2 separate regions of the Homo sapiens genome follow, and region 1 is linked to region 2. A link is a contact called in ENCODE Hi-C or POLR2A ChIA-PET data. All regions are on one chromosome and are shown on one strand. The core of a region is the stretch at or near the end of the contact, and the rest is flanking DNA. Distances in the headings are between cores, read along the strand shown.

Evidence for each region. Hi-C counts contacts between places; a loop is a spot of excess contacts on that map. ChIA-PET counts read pairs that join two places held with the same protein, here RNA polymerase II (POLR2A). Pooled maps may share reads with other maps.
Region 1: a loop to region 2 is called in a pooled map, with 2.2 times the contacts of the local background. The contact joins the promoter of CUZD1 here to the promoter of PSTK in region 2. A Hi-C loop is called at or near these places in 1 of 168 maps with a recorded cell type or tissue (PC-3) and 1 of 50 pooled maps. POLR2A ChIA-PET finds 5 or more read pairs at or near these places in 2 of 52 experiments (SK-N-SH and WTC11).

The regions. Positions count from the first base shown.
Region 1 is chr10:122,842,127-122,849,420 of GRCh38, forward strand. It overlaps CUZD1 (CUB and zona pellucida like domains 1), which reads right to left and starts at 3,731. Exons shown (of 9, transcript NM_022034.6): 1 at 3,636-3,731. The coding sequence starts at 3,717. It overlaps FAM24B-CUZD1 (FAM24B-CUZD1 readthrough), which reads right to left. Exons shown (of 11, transcript NR_037915.1): 3 at 3,636-4,094. FAM24B (family with sequence similarity 24 member B) reads right to left here. Exons shown (of 4, transcript NM_152644.3): 4 at 6,952-7,294. The coding sequence ends at 7,121. RefSeq lists enhancers at 3,519-4,020, 4,021-4,520, 4,587-5,468.
Region 2 is chr10:122,979,130-122,985,869 of GRCh38, forward strand. PSTK (phosphoseryl-tRNA kinase) reads left to right here and starts at 1,272. Exons shown (of 6, transcript NM_001363531.2): 1 at 1,272-1,566; 2 at 3,604-3,895; 3 at 4,143-4,341. The coding sequence starts at 1,351. RefSeq lists an enhancer at 1,284-1,603.

The DNA of each region.
Region 1 (7,294 bases), core at 2,481-4,980, 130 kb before region 2:
AAGTCCAATTTAGTAATAGTTTCTTTTATGGGTTGTGCTTTTGGTGTCTTGTCTAAGAACTCTTTGCTCAACCCCAGGTTACAAAGATTTCTCCCATGTTTTCTTTTTAAAAATACTATAGTTTTACATTTTACATTTAGATCTATGATCCATTTTGAACTAATTTATGTGTAAGAAATGAGGCTTAGGTTGAGTTCATTTTTTGCATATGGGTGTCCAATTGTTCCAAGACCATTTGATGAAAAGGCTGTCCTTTCTCCATTAAATTGCCTTTGCACCTTTGTCAAAAATCAAAGGACCATATTTGTGTGGATCTATTTCTGAACTCTATTCTATTTCAATTTTCTCTGTCTATCCTTTTGGCAAACCACACCTGCTTGATTACTGTAGTTTATGTTATTACTGTAGGTAACATGACTGTTCCAACTTTACTGTTCTTTTGCAAAATTTTTTTGGCTATTCCAGTTCCTTTGCTTTTTCAATAAATTTTAGAGTCAGCATGTCTGTATCTATTTAACATTCTTACTGGGATTTGTATTGGAATTGCACTGAATTTATAGATCAACCTGGGAAAAAAAGGATGGTTTTTAAAAGACACTTGATTTCTAGAATGTATAAAGAATTCTTACAATTCAATAACTAAAAGGCAAATAATCCAATTTAAAATGGACAAAGAACCAGAATAGACATTTTTCCAAAGAAGATCTATAAATGGCCAATATGCATGTAAAGATATATTCAGCATCATTAGTCATCAGGGAAATACAAATGAAAACCACAACGAGATATCACTTCACATGCATTAGGATGGCTAGAGTCAAACACAGAAAACAGCAAGTGTTGACAAGGACATGGAGAAACTGGAATGCTTATACACTGCTTATGGGATTGTAAAGTGGTACAGCTGCCATGGAAAACAGTCTGGCAGTTCCTCAAAAGAGTAAACATACAGTTATCATAACCCAGCAATTCTATTGCTAGGCATATCCCCAAAAGAAATAAAAACAAATGTCCACATAAAAACTTGTATACTATATTCATCGCAACATTAGTCATAATAAGCCAAATGTTCATCAATTGATGAATAAATAAAACATGGTCTATCCATACATTGGAATATTATTCAGCAATAAAAAGAAATGAGGTACAGTCATCCCTTGGTGTCCACGAATGATTGGTTCCAGGACCCCCTGTGGATACCAAAATCCATGGATGTTGGAGTCCCTTATGTAAAATGACAGTGTTTGCATGTGACCTACACACATCCTGTACACTTCAAAACATCTCTAGATTATTTATAATACAGTGTAAATGATGTGTAAATAGTTGTTTACTATATTATTTAGGAAATAACAGCAAGGAAAAAAGTTTGTACATGTTCTGTAACCAACCCTTATTTTTTCAAATGTTTTCAATTCATGGTTGGTTGAATCCATGAATGCTGAACCCACAGGTACTGAGGGCTGATTGTACTGATACATGCTACAATACATACGAACCTTGAAAATATTATGCTAAGTGAAATACCACATATTACATGATTTCATTTATGTGAAATATCCAGAATAAGTAAATTTATAGAGACAGAAAGTAGAGTAGTGGTTTCCTTGTGCTGGAGACATCAGGAGAAATGGAGAGTGAATGGTAGTGAATACAGACTTTCTTCATACATATATATACATACATATATATATATATATATATATGTCCACACAGAAACTTGTACACTAATATTCATCACATTAGTCTATATATAATATACAGTTATATATATTGTTAGATATATTTATATATATATAAAACATTGGTCTATATATAGAGACTATATATATAGACTATATAAAGACTATATATAGACTATAGAGAGACTATATATATAGAGAGACTATATATAAATATATATATATATAGAGAGAGGGACAGACAGAGTCTCACTCTGTTACCTATACTGGATTGAGATGGCACAATCATAGCTTACTGCAGCCTCAAACTACTGGGCTCAAGTGATCCTCCCACCTCAGCCGCCAGAGTAGCTGGGACTACAGTCATGTACCACCATGCCTGGCTAAAAAAATTTTTTTTTTAATTTTGTAGAGTCGAGGTCTCACTACGTCGTTCAGGGTGGTCTCAAACTCTCAGCCTCAAGCAATGCTCCCATGTCAGCCCCCCAAAGTGCTGGGATTGTAGGCTTGAGCCATCATGCTGAGCCTGAGACAGTTTCTTTTGGGGGTGAAGAATATGTTCTGGAATTAGATAGTGGTGATTGTTGCACAATTCTGTGTATATACTAAAAAACACTAAATTGTATACTTTAAAATGGTGGATTTTATGGTATGTTAATCATATCTTAATAAAGCTGTTATTAAAAAGGAGAAAGAAGAGAAGAAAGAGAAAAGGGGAAGAGGAAAAATAACTGGATCCTAAAGATAAGCTGTTAGCAGTGAAATTACCCGGTAAGGGGCTGGGCGTGGTGACTCACACCTGTAATCCCAGCACTTTGGGAGGCCAAAGCGGGTGGATCACTTGAGCTCAGGAGTTCGAGACCAGCCTGGGCAACATAGTGAAAATTTTTTTCTATAAAATTTTTAAAAATTATTTGGTAAATTCTTATATTTTTATGTATGTTGTCAGATGGGCCCAAATAAAATTAGTACTAATTCAAAATCCCACCAAGATTTTGACTAATGGTCAAAAACCCCACCTACATAGGAACAAAGCTTTATTTTTATTTATTCTCCCATATACTCCCATAACCCCATCCATCCAGAAACAATCATCACTAAAACCTTGGTGTAAATTCTTCCACTCCTTTTCCTTTCCTCTTCTATTTCTAGACATTTAAAATGCTTGAATGTATATATTTCAAACATAAGAACCATCATATTGTACACAAACTTCAGATCTCTTTTTTCTCTTAATGTGGTCTATGGACACATTATAGATCAGAGTCTTTTTTTTTTTTTTTTATGAGACGGAGTCTTGCTCTGTCACCCAGGCTGGAGTGCAGTGGCATGATCGCAGCTAACTGCAACCTCCACCTCTCGGGTTCAAGCGATTCTCCTGCCTCAGCCTCCCGAGTAGCTGGGACTACAGGCACGCATCACCACACCTGGCTAATTTTTGTATTTTTAGTAGAGATGGGGTTTCACCATGTTGGCCAGGCTGGTCTCGAACTCCTGACCTCGTGATCCACCCACCTTGGCCTCCCAAAGTGCTGGGATTACAGGCGTGAGCCACCGCCCCCAGCCATCATTTTTTTTTAAGTTGCAAAAAAGAGTGTTCCATTTTATGGATTTACCGTAAGAAATAATGAAAATTCATGTTGTAGTTTACAATTATGTAAGTGCACATATTTATACATATATCTTTGGACACTTTTATGCTTATTTCCAAAACATAAACTCTTAGCAGTAAATTACTCAGTAAAATTCTATACACTTTTGATATTTTTATGGACATTGTCAGATGAGCCAAATAAAATTAGAACTAATTTAAAATCCCCTCCAAGAGCATTAGAGTACATTTTTCTCTGAACTGGGGCCAACAGATATAAACACTTTGAAAAATTTTGAAAGAGGCCTCTTAAGAGAAGAACTTCTCTGTTTTGGTGAATAAATCTGGTTCAATTTTCTTACCTTCAGCCTCCGCCATTGTCAGCTCCGCCAAACAGGAGAGAATTAAGAGGGTCAATGGCATGAGCCTTCTTACAAGCTCCATTTTGGCAAGGCGCTGGGCAGCCTTAAGGACCGACAGCTTTTATAGGCTCTGTGTTACATCAGCTTTCTGGACACCTCCAGGGAAACGTCAGTTCCAGCCACGCAAGGGGTAGATTTGTGTGAGAATAGAGCAGCTGTGTGACTGGTTTATCAGCATTCCCCACAGTGAGGGTTCTCTCTCCCCAACTCCTTCCTGGAAGGGTTGCCCCCAGTGGAAGCTCTCTGTAGGGATCTCCAGCAGCTGGTTCCCAGCAGGCACTGAGTTATTTTCCATGAAACTGATGGGGAGCTGTGCCTTTCTTCTGTGCCTGCACATCACAAACAGGTGGCCTCATTGACATCATTGAAGTCTTCAGGGCTCTGCTTTGAGAAGGGAGCCTGTGGGAGAACAAAGGCCTGTGGGGCAAGGCAGGGGGTGCAGCACCTGGGCAAAATCTGGGTCCAGCTGGGACATTCAGATGCCCTGCCAGGTGGCTGACCCTGTGGGGGAGGGGAAGAGGGTAGAGGATGAAGAGAAAAAGAGTGCAGATCCAGATTCCCCCACAGCGATTTCTAACCAGTTATGTCTGGAGAGACTGAAGCAGGTGAATTAGTCTCTCGGGCACGGTGTTTTGCAGTTGAGAGAAAGAAATCCTAGTGTCCACATTGAGATTGGGAGGAGCAAGTGGTGGTGGGTGGGGGCTGCCCTCTTTTCATTCATTCAGTCAGTAAACATTACTTATTGATCTAGGGCCTAAGCAATATAGAATTGAATGTGAGAGACACAGTCCTGCCCTCATGAAACTTGTATTCTAAGTGGAGAGTTAAACAACAAAAATAAATGAAGAATTCAACTGGTGAGAGGAGCTAAGGATACAATAAACAGGATGACTGCATAGATGGTGGTTGCCTTGGGGTGGGGAGGAAATATGACAGTGAGAAGGAGGGCATCTTGAGAGATGAAATCTGAACAAAGGCAGAAAGACAAGAGGGAGGCATTCATGGGTGATCTGAGCTTGGGGGCTGCATCTTAGGCAAAAGAGAGGGCAAGTGCACAGGCCCCGAGGCAGAGACCAGGTGGGCACACCTACAATAGTAGGGAATAAAGAACAGCCTGGCTGGTCATGAGTGGGAGGAGTGAGCTGGGAGGGGAGGATGGAGAGGAGCAGGTGAAGGTCAGATGGGGAAGGACCCATAGGGCAAATGAGTCTGGTTTTCACTCTAAGTTCAGGTGGAACATATTGAGTGGACAATGCCAGGACTGGCTACTTTCTGAAGAACCTTTGTGCAGCTCTGGGGAGGTCTGACGCTCGTGTAGGCTAAGTCTCCTAGGGTGAAACCCTCTGGCTACCGTCAGCCCCTCTGTGTTGTTCTGACTGTGCTGCAGCCCAGGAGGCCTCCCTAGGGAGAGCACAGTCCTACGTTGTGACCCAGGGGATCCATTCCTCGTTGGACCCTTGCAGGGGAAAGGCAGCACCTGGGATGCTCAGGAGGAGCTTGGACATACCCCAAGGCCCCTGCCTTGCTCTGCTCCATTCCTATCTGCCCGGGCTGGCTGTGGATGAGGCAGGACTGGGTGTCCTGGGGTGAGTTAGCAGGCCACAGGTGTTTGAGATGGGGGACCCTTCTGGTTACTAAGCGCTTGCAGCTGTGTCCATGGATACCCACTCCCACCCTGGGCTTTCCCTCTGAACCCCTCTTTGTCACCCATGGCTGGGATCTCCAACATCCCTAATCCATCTCCACTGAGTGCGAGAGTTTCATGGCCACACTCTGTTAGGTGGCCCTGGCAAAGGACCCAGGCTTCCAGATCCAGTCAGGAGAGAAGCCCCCTTCAGGCCTCTGGCAACTTCCTGGGGACCACGGGGTGCTGTGGGGTCACCCTGCATCATCTCATTGCTTCTTCTCTGTCACCTGTGCAAGTCCGCACTTCACATCAAGGACACAGAGGCTCAGATGAGTCAAGGGACTTCCCCTGGTGAAGGCCGAATTGGGATGGGAACCGGCTCCATAGGGCTCTAAAGCCCATGTGCGGTGCTCTGTCCTCCTGCTAATGGGGGTGTCCTGAAGACCTTTGTCCCACCTCCCTCACGGCCCCCGCAATACCTGCACCAGGTATAGTCACCCACATGGGGAGGCCCTGGCACAGGCGTCCTGGATCCAGGCACTGGGCCACCCACTGGGTGGGGTAAGAGGGGATTTGTATGTGCTCCATCTGTCAGAGCTGGCTGGTGACAAGAGAAAATCAAAGGCAGGGGACAGAGACAGTGCCCGGAAACTTAAGGGGGACAGGTGACCTCCAGCTGGAGGCTGCCCTGACTTGGCCTCTTCCCAAGCATGCTGGGGCTGGAGGCTCAGCCTCCAGGAGGTGCTCGGCGTCTACAGGCAGCTCCTCCACCCACATCTGGCCTGTTTCTGTGCCTAGCTGTCACAGCTGTTTCCTTCATTTGCGACTTCTGTTTTCCTTTTTACCCCCTTTTAGTAGATTACCACCTGTTACTAGCTAATAATTCTTTACATTCAGTATACATGTGATGGTCACAAGCAAGGGTTTAGTTCATGAGAGGAGTGGACATGGCGGTTACAGATAGGGAATCATGCTTAGAAAGGGGTTCCAGGAGGCTCAGGGGCAGGAGCTGGAACAGAAGGCAGCTGGGAGTAAAGTGGGGAGGAGTGCTTCCTGCCACCTGCTGTTGTGGTCAGGGAGTCTGGGCTTTGGCCTTTGGCTGGTGGTTCGTGTTACAGTTGAAGATGTTGATGGCTGGATCAACACACATCACTGTTACCGTAATCCACGCAGGAGCCACATGCTCTGGAGATTTGGGGATTGCAGTAGGAAGAAACTGGTTTTCAAAAGGTCCTTTTGAGGTCACTGAGCTCAGGCCTATCTTACACAGGTCAGACAACTTTAACACAGGGAGGTCCTGCCTGGCTCCTCTCACTGTCTTGGATAAATGGACAGGACAACAGGACAGGTATCAGGACATGACACCATTTTCTGCGGTGGATGTCAACCATCCAAGCCCTCACGAGAGCTAAACGAGCGACTCCAGCTGGACAAGATCAGCTGGGCTGAAATTGGAAGTGTCCTAAGAACAGTGTGCATTTTCCTTCTCGGGTGGGAGATGTGCTGGACACTTTTATTCCAATTCTCTTTCTTCTATTGCAATGCTACAAGCTAATCCCCCCCCACATTCCAAAGTGAGTAATAAATATATTTAAACAAAGGATGTTTATAATCAACAATCAAAAAATATTGGCAGCAAAGAGGATTATTTTTAATAGTGTACATTTATTCAAAAGTATATAAAACAACACTGTAAATTATATAATCTCACATAAAAACACTAGAACTTGATTTGAATAACAAAACAATCTACTAAGAAGTATTGCTCATGAAGATTTTTGTGCCCACCTTTCCTAACTCAGAGGCCCTCATTTATGTCGCAACAGCAAGGTGGCAGGGAATCAAAACTGGCACACATTCTATATCCTTCACAGCACTGCAGGGCAGGACAAGACTCCGTGGCAATGGTTTTGGCCTGGCTGTTCTTGGCCCACCACACCTTGTCTGGGTTGTGATTTTTTACAGCCACAGC
Region 2 (6,740 bases), core at 22-2,521:
GGTAAGAAGGAATTATCCCCTAAAATATAAGGATAAAAGAATCTGGAATCTAGGCCCGACGCGGTGGCTCACGCCTGTAATACCAGCACTTTGGGAAGCCGAGGCGGGTGGATCATTTGCGGTCAGTTCAAGACCAGCCTGTCCAACATGAGGAAACCCCGTTCTTACTGAAAATACAAAAATTAATTGGGCAGTAGTGGTGTTCGCCTGTAATCCCAGCTACTCGGGAGGCTGAGGCAGGAGAATCCCTCGAGCCTGAGAGGCGGAGGTTGCGGTGAGCCGAGATCGGACCACTGCACTCCAGTCCGGGCGAGAGAGTGAGACGCTGTCTCAAAAAACAAAAAACTGTAATCTGAATTCAATTTTTCTACAACACACCCCCAGACAAAAAAAACTTGGCCAGCCGCGGTGGCTTGCGCCTGTAATCTTTGGGAGGCCGAGGCGGGCGGATCACAAGGTCAGGAAATCGAGACCATCCTGGCTAACATGGTGAAACCCCGTCTCCACTAAAAATACAAAAAGTTAGCTGGGCCTGGTGGCAAGCGCCTGTATTCCCAGCTACTCGGAGGCTGAGGCAGGAGAATGGCGTGAACCCAGGAGGCGGAGGTTGCAGAGGTTGCAGTGAGCCGAGATTGCGCCACTGCACTCCAGCCTGGGCGACAGAGCGAGACTCCGTCTTAAAAACAAACAAAAAACAAAAACTTGTTTTGTACCTCTCCATAGCTTAGTATTACTTTTTAACACAAACACCTATTGTTCTCTGTCTGCATGCACTGGAATTGAGGTCTGTGGATGTGCCTTTCCTGACAATATTTCTTCACGCTTGCTGCCCACTGGTGCTGTGAGGGCACAATAACGAATGTTTACTTTGCCCTTGCACTCTTCACATCTGGGAACCGCAAAGGAGCGCGGTGGTCGGACTGTCAGCCTCGCCTTCTATTCTTTGATTTCCAGTAACTTATTTTCGAAAGATTGCTGGAGGGAAAGGCTCAACGTCTCTTTTGGGATTTTCCTAAGCAGAAAGACCTCATCCTAACAAAACTGAGGCGCCAATCCTACTGGCTGGCAACTTTCGGCAGGGAGGGTGATTCTATTTGAAGATCAATCCTAACTCTGGGACCCCTTGGGAATGTCCAGGAGCTAGGAACGCAGCGCCGCGGTCTCTCCAGCCTCTGGTCCCTGGGAGCAAGCAGGGCACCGGTGGAGCAGGTGCCTCTGGGGCCGCACGGAAACCCAGCTAGGCCAGTTCCTCCACTGCGCCGGTAGGCGGCGGAGACGCTGCGCGTGCGCGCAGGGCAGACGGTAGAGCGGAGACGACGCTCCCAGACTCCTCCGGTCTCCCCGGGCAGCATGAAGACCGCCGAGAACATCAGAGGAACCGGCAGCGACGGGCCGCGGAAACGAGGCCTCTGCGTCCTCTGTGGCCTCCCCGCGGCAGGAAAATCGACTTTCGCGCGCGCCCTCGCCCACCGGCTGCAGCAGGAGCAGGGTTGGGCCATCGGTGTTGTCGCGTATGATGACGTCATGCCCGACGCGTTTCTCGCCGGGGCAAGAGCGCGACCGGCGGTCAGCACGGAGGGGCGGGGCCTGGGCCGCGGGGCGGGGCGGGGCGGGGCGGGGCGGGGCGGGGACACTCGCGTCCACGCGGTCCTGGGTGATTTGCCATGAGCGCCCATTGCTTGGTGTGGGAGGTGAAGTTCGAGAAAAGTGGAGCTGGGTTAACATAGTTACTGCAGAGGGTGAATGCGTTGGCTGTAGAAAGTGGTTACAAAGCCAACTGTTAGAACGATGCATTTTAGATGCTTATCTGTATATTTGATGCATGTATATGTTGTATATTCTATACAGTTGAGTCTTCAGACAGGGTCAGGTTCTCAAGTCAGCGTGCAAGGTGGAAAGCCCCTATAGTCAAATGCACTGTCGAAAATCCCTTAGGAAGTTTCTCCTTAGGAGAGGGAAAGAAGTTCTAAAACTTGAACGTCTAGCTACGGGTGGATTCAGGTTTTGTAATTTGAGGAATCCTCTTTAAGAAAAGGAATAAAAACTATAAGTAACAAAATTTCTGGGGTCCCTCAGAACGATAGAAAGAGGCTGTACAAATGCATTATCAGACCTATGAAGCTTAATCTTTGTTCATCTCAAAGTAAATCTGCCTCTGCCAGCTTTGGGAAGGATGGCTGTTTCTTAGTTGACCACCAGAGGAAGTAATGGGTTTGTATTTACGGAAAAACTTGTATGTTCCAAATACATCTCTTTAAGCCCTCCTCATCTCACACTCAGCACAGTGAGATACATCCTCTTGGAGAAGCATGTGGAAACTGAGACCACTGGGGGAAGAGTAGATTACATTCGTGTTTCTCATGCTCACTCTTGAGTAAATACTCTTTGAAATATTCTGAAATGTTAACATTATTATTTTTGTTGTTTAATGCCTAATGTAGATGAATTTACAGAAATCAAATGCAAATGTTATGTGACTCTACTTTCTAAGTATATATACAAAAATACAGTACATTTGGTGCATGGGCTCTCCAGCAAGGTGTATCTACTTTCTCATTCTTGGTTAATTGTGAAGTAAGTGCAGTGTCAGGATAGCGCAGGATTGACCTGGATGATAGTATTTTCAACACTTCGGAGAAAGCTGAAAGTTGTCGATAGGGATTGTTGTATTTGCTGGCTTTCCCTTCACTTGTATTATGTTGTTTTTTCCACGCTTTTCCTATGGACAAAGACTGTGGGACTCATCTGCTCACTTAGGAAGTGATATGTGTTTCCAATTTAGTGGGTTTAGCTGATGTGTTTGTTGTATGTAGTGTAATCTCAGTGGTGGTAAGGCATGGGCAGGCAAGTGAGAGTTCTCACTCCCCTGTCCTCGTGTTTTCCCTCCAGCTTAGATTTCTTAACTATGTCAGGATTCTCCACAGCCCTTGACCAGCACAAGATTACTTGTATTCTCAAGCTGTTTATTCCCCTCAGTTTGTTTCCTCCATCTTTCCCCATCCCATATCAACTCATTTGTTAGCCTGAGGTCTTTTCTTCTTGACCCAGAGACTTTTCACCTGATCTTTTTGCTGTCTACTACCTTTCCCATTTCAGGGGAAAACCTGCATTATTATATCTTAGCCAGACTATTTTGACTCCACCTTTCTCTTGGATGATAAATAAGTTCTTTCATTTATTCACTTATTCAGTCAGTCATCCATTTAATATACATTTCTGGAGCACCGACCCTCTGCTGGAGGCTGAGTATGCAATGGACAGTGATCTAGCAGAGAGAGAAGTGTAAACAAATGCTTAAACTGTGTAAGCACTGCTAGAGTGGAGATATATGTATAGAATGGGGTTTCATGATGGGCAAGGGAGAGGCTGAGCTGCCTTCTGCATGGTTGAGTCTGAGAAAGCTTTACACAGCACTAGTAACATTAGTTTTCCAGGCAGAAGGAATGGTATATATGGAGTCATGTGAAACCAGGTGTGTTAGAGAACTACAGATGGTTCCGTATTGTGAGCTGAAATTTTCATATGGGGCAGGGTGGCAGTGAGGCCAGATGACTGACCACCCTAGTGGCCTAATATGAATTGCAATTCTTTGGTCTCTTGTAGCCATCCCAATGGAAATTGCTTCGACAGGAACTGTTGAAGTACCTGGAATACTTCTTGATGGCTGTCATTAATGGGTGTCAGATGTCTGTCCCACCCAACAGGACTGAAGCCATGTGGGAAGATTTTATAACCTGCTTAAAGGATCAAGATCTGATATTTTCTGCAGCATTTGAGGCCCAGTCTTGCTACCTCTTAACAAAAACTGCTGTTTCTAGACCTTTGTTTTTGGTTTTGGATGACAATTTTTATTATCAGAGTATGAGATATGAAGTCTACCAGCTGGCTCGGAAATGTAATTAAAACTTTTTTTTTCTTACACATGGAGATACTTATTCACGTATCAAAAACACTATTGTCTTCAATGAGAATTTAACTTGATTAGGAGGTTATGTAGATTTACTTAATTTTAAAAGCTAGATGTTCAGTATTGCAAACGGAGTTTTTCCTACTATAATTGTCATAATTTGTCTAATATATGTTTATTTCATATTTTGGAAAAAGAGTATACCAGTAATTCTATCATTTTAAACTGTTTTCAGATTCGTTGGGCTTTTGCCAGCTCTTTTTAGATTGTCCTCTTGAGACCTGTTTACAGAGGAATGGCCAGAGGCCACAGGCACTGCCTCCTGAGACCATCCACCTGATGGGAAGAAAGCTAGAAAAGCCCAACCCTGAGAAAAATGCTTGGGAACACAACAGCCTCACAATTCCGAGTCCAGCATGTGCTTCGGAGGCCAGGTATTCCACTCAATCATCCCTCCCTGGATGCTCCCCTGTGCCAGGTATCATGGTCAGTGCTTTGTCTATGTTGGTTTAGTTAGTCCTCACACAGGCATTGGAGAGACATTATTCCCCACTTTGTGTGGAAGCTAAAAGTGAAATGGGAAAATTTAGTTTGTCCAGAAAGATTTGAACCCAAGTTTATTTGCAAATGTCTGCTCATAACTGTTACGATTATACTGTCTTCCAGTAGTTGGAGCAGGGAATTCAGAGAACACATCTTTGATTCTCTTGCTAAAATAGATAGTCTAAATAGGTTGCCTGGTAGTTTTCTTATAGAAAGAGATCTGTGAAAGAGTGCAACAGGTACTGGGTCCTATTTGCCTTAGAGCTCACCATAGTTACACTGCTTTTGCATATGTGAGGCTTGTAGGCTATGCTGTCTAATGCATTTCATTCATTACGTATGTCTTGAGAGTTCTAGAGCAGCATATTTCTAGCAGAAACTTCGCTGGCGATGGAAATGTTCTATATTTGCACTAATATGGTAGCTGCTAGCCACATTTGACTATTGAGCCCTTAAAAGTAGCTAGTGTAACTGATGACCTGAATTTTTTTGTTTAACTTATTGATTTAAACTTAAGTAGCCTCATGTGGCCAGTGGCTATTTATTGGACAGCGCAGTTCCAGAGGTATATTGCCCACACTTCCTTAGTTCCTGCATATTGTCCACGAGGGATCGGTATCAGCTCACTGCAGGCTTGACCTCCTGGGCTCAAGCAGTTCTCCTGTCTCAGTCCCCTAAGTAACTGGAACTACAGGCCCACACTGCCAAGCCCAGCTAATTTTTTAATTTGTTGTAGTGACAGGGTCTCACTATGTTGCCCAGGCTGGTCTGAAACTCGTGGCCTCAAGCAATTCTTCCAACTTGACCTCCCAAATTGCTGGGATTACGAGCATGAGCTATCACCCCCGGCTAATATTTTCTTAAATTTTGGGTTACATTGGGAACAGTGTCTATAATTCCTTTTGAAATTCTTTTTAGGAATCTTATCTTAAGGTTATAGTTCCCTTAAAAAAATATTTGCTATGCTTTACCTCTTTTAAGACTGTAAACAAACTGGGTGCAGTGGCTCACACCTGTGATCCCAGCACTTGGGAGGCCAAGAAGGGAGGATCACTTGAACCCAAGAGTTTGAGGTTGCAGTTGAGCTATGATAATGCCACTGCACTCCAGCCTGGGTGACAGTGAAACCCTGTCTCTAAACAAACAGACTAAATAGAACAAAAGGGCATGGGTATGAAAATTAGCTAGTGATCACTGGCTGAATAGTCACTAAAACTCAAATTCTCTCCCAGTTCTGAACACTTTATATATATGGTCTCATTCAGTCCTCACAACCACCCTTTAAGGGTAGAAACTACTATCCCCATTTTATAGATGGGATAACTGAGGCCCAGATAAGTAAAGTAATATACCCAGGTAGGAAGTGGCAGAGCCAAGATCTGGACCCAGTGAGATCGCACTCACTCCAGAACCTGGGCTCTTTTCAGTGTGAGGAAGATCATCTTGAGGTTGAGCTTTAACTTGATGAGCTCACTCGCTTAAAACTTTTTAGTGCCACTCCCATAATCTGAGTAAAATTCAAACTCCTTACCCTAACTTAGGTGATCTAACCCAGATTAATTCTCCAACTTCATATTCTGCCACTCTCCTCCTGGCTTCTTTTCAGCCTTTCTCTTGCACGAACACAAGGAGCATGTTCTTGCCCTGGGGCCCTTGTACTTGCTGCCCCTCTGCCCTTCCCACATTCTTATACTTGACTGCCTTCACTGACCATCCTAACTAAAGCAAAGAACATTAGTTGGGCTACCCTGTCACTCTTATCATTGTCACTTTATTGTCTTTGCTCACTTATCTACTTACCACCATCTGAAATTATTTTTTGCTTTATTTAACTGTTTATCTGTCTCTATTACATTATCAGCCTTGGCAAACGCAAGGATCTTGCTACACCCCCAGCTCAGCATGTGGTTGTACAGTATTTTTCATATAAGACGTTCAATACATATTTGTTAAATCAATGAATGAATTCTACCTGAAACCTTCATGGACCTTTGCTCAGTGAGAAACTTTGCTCATCCATATCCAGTAAATAAGCGGGAGCCAGAAAGTAAAGACCAGGCATCTTTCCATAGAGAATAAAGTTGAGCTCTTGTGGCCCCCGGTTCAGCCTTAAGAGGGGAAAAGAGAATGACTTTTCAAAGCTTATTGACATGAGTCTTAGGAAATTGGTATTTTTTAATGAGGGGTCCTTAGCTTATCATTTGTTTTGAGCTACTGCATTTGGATTGTCTACATGGAAGCTAGCTTCTAAATCATTTAGTTTTTTTCCTTTTGTTAAGAATCTTGGGTT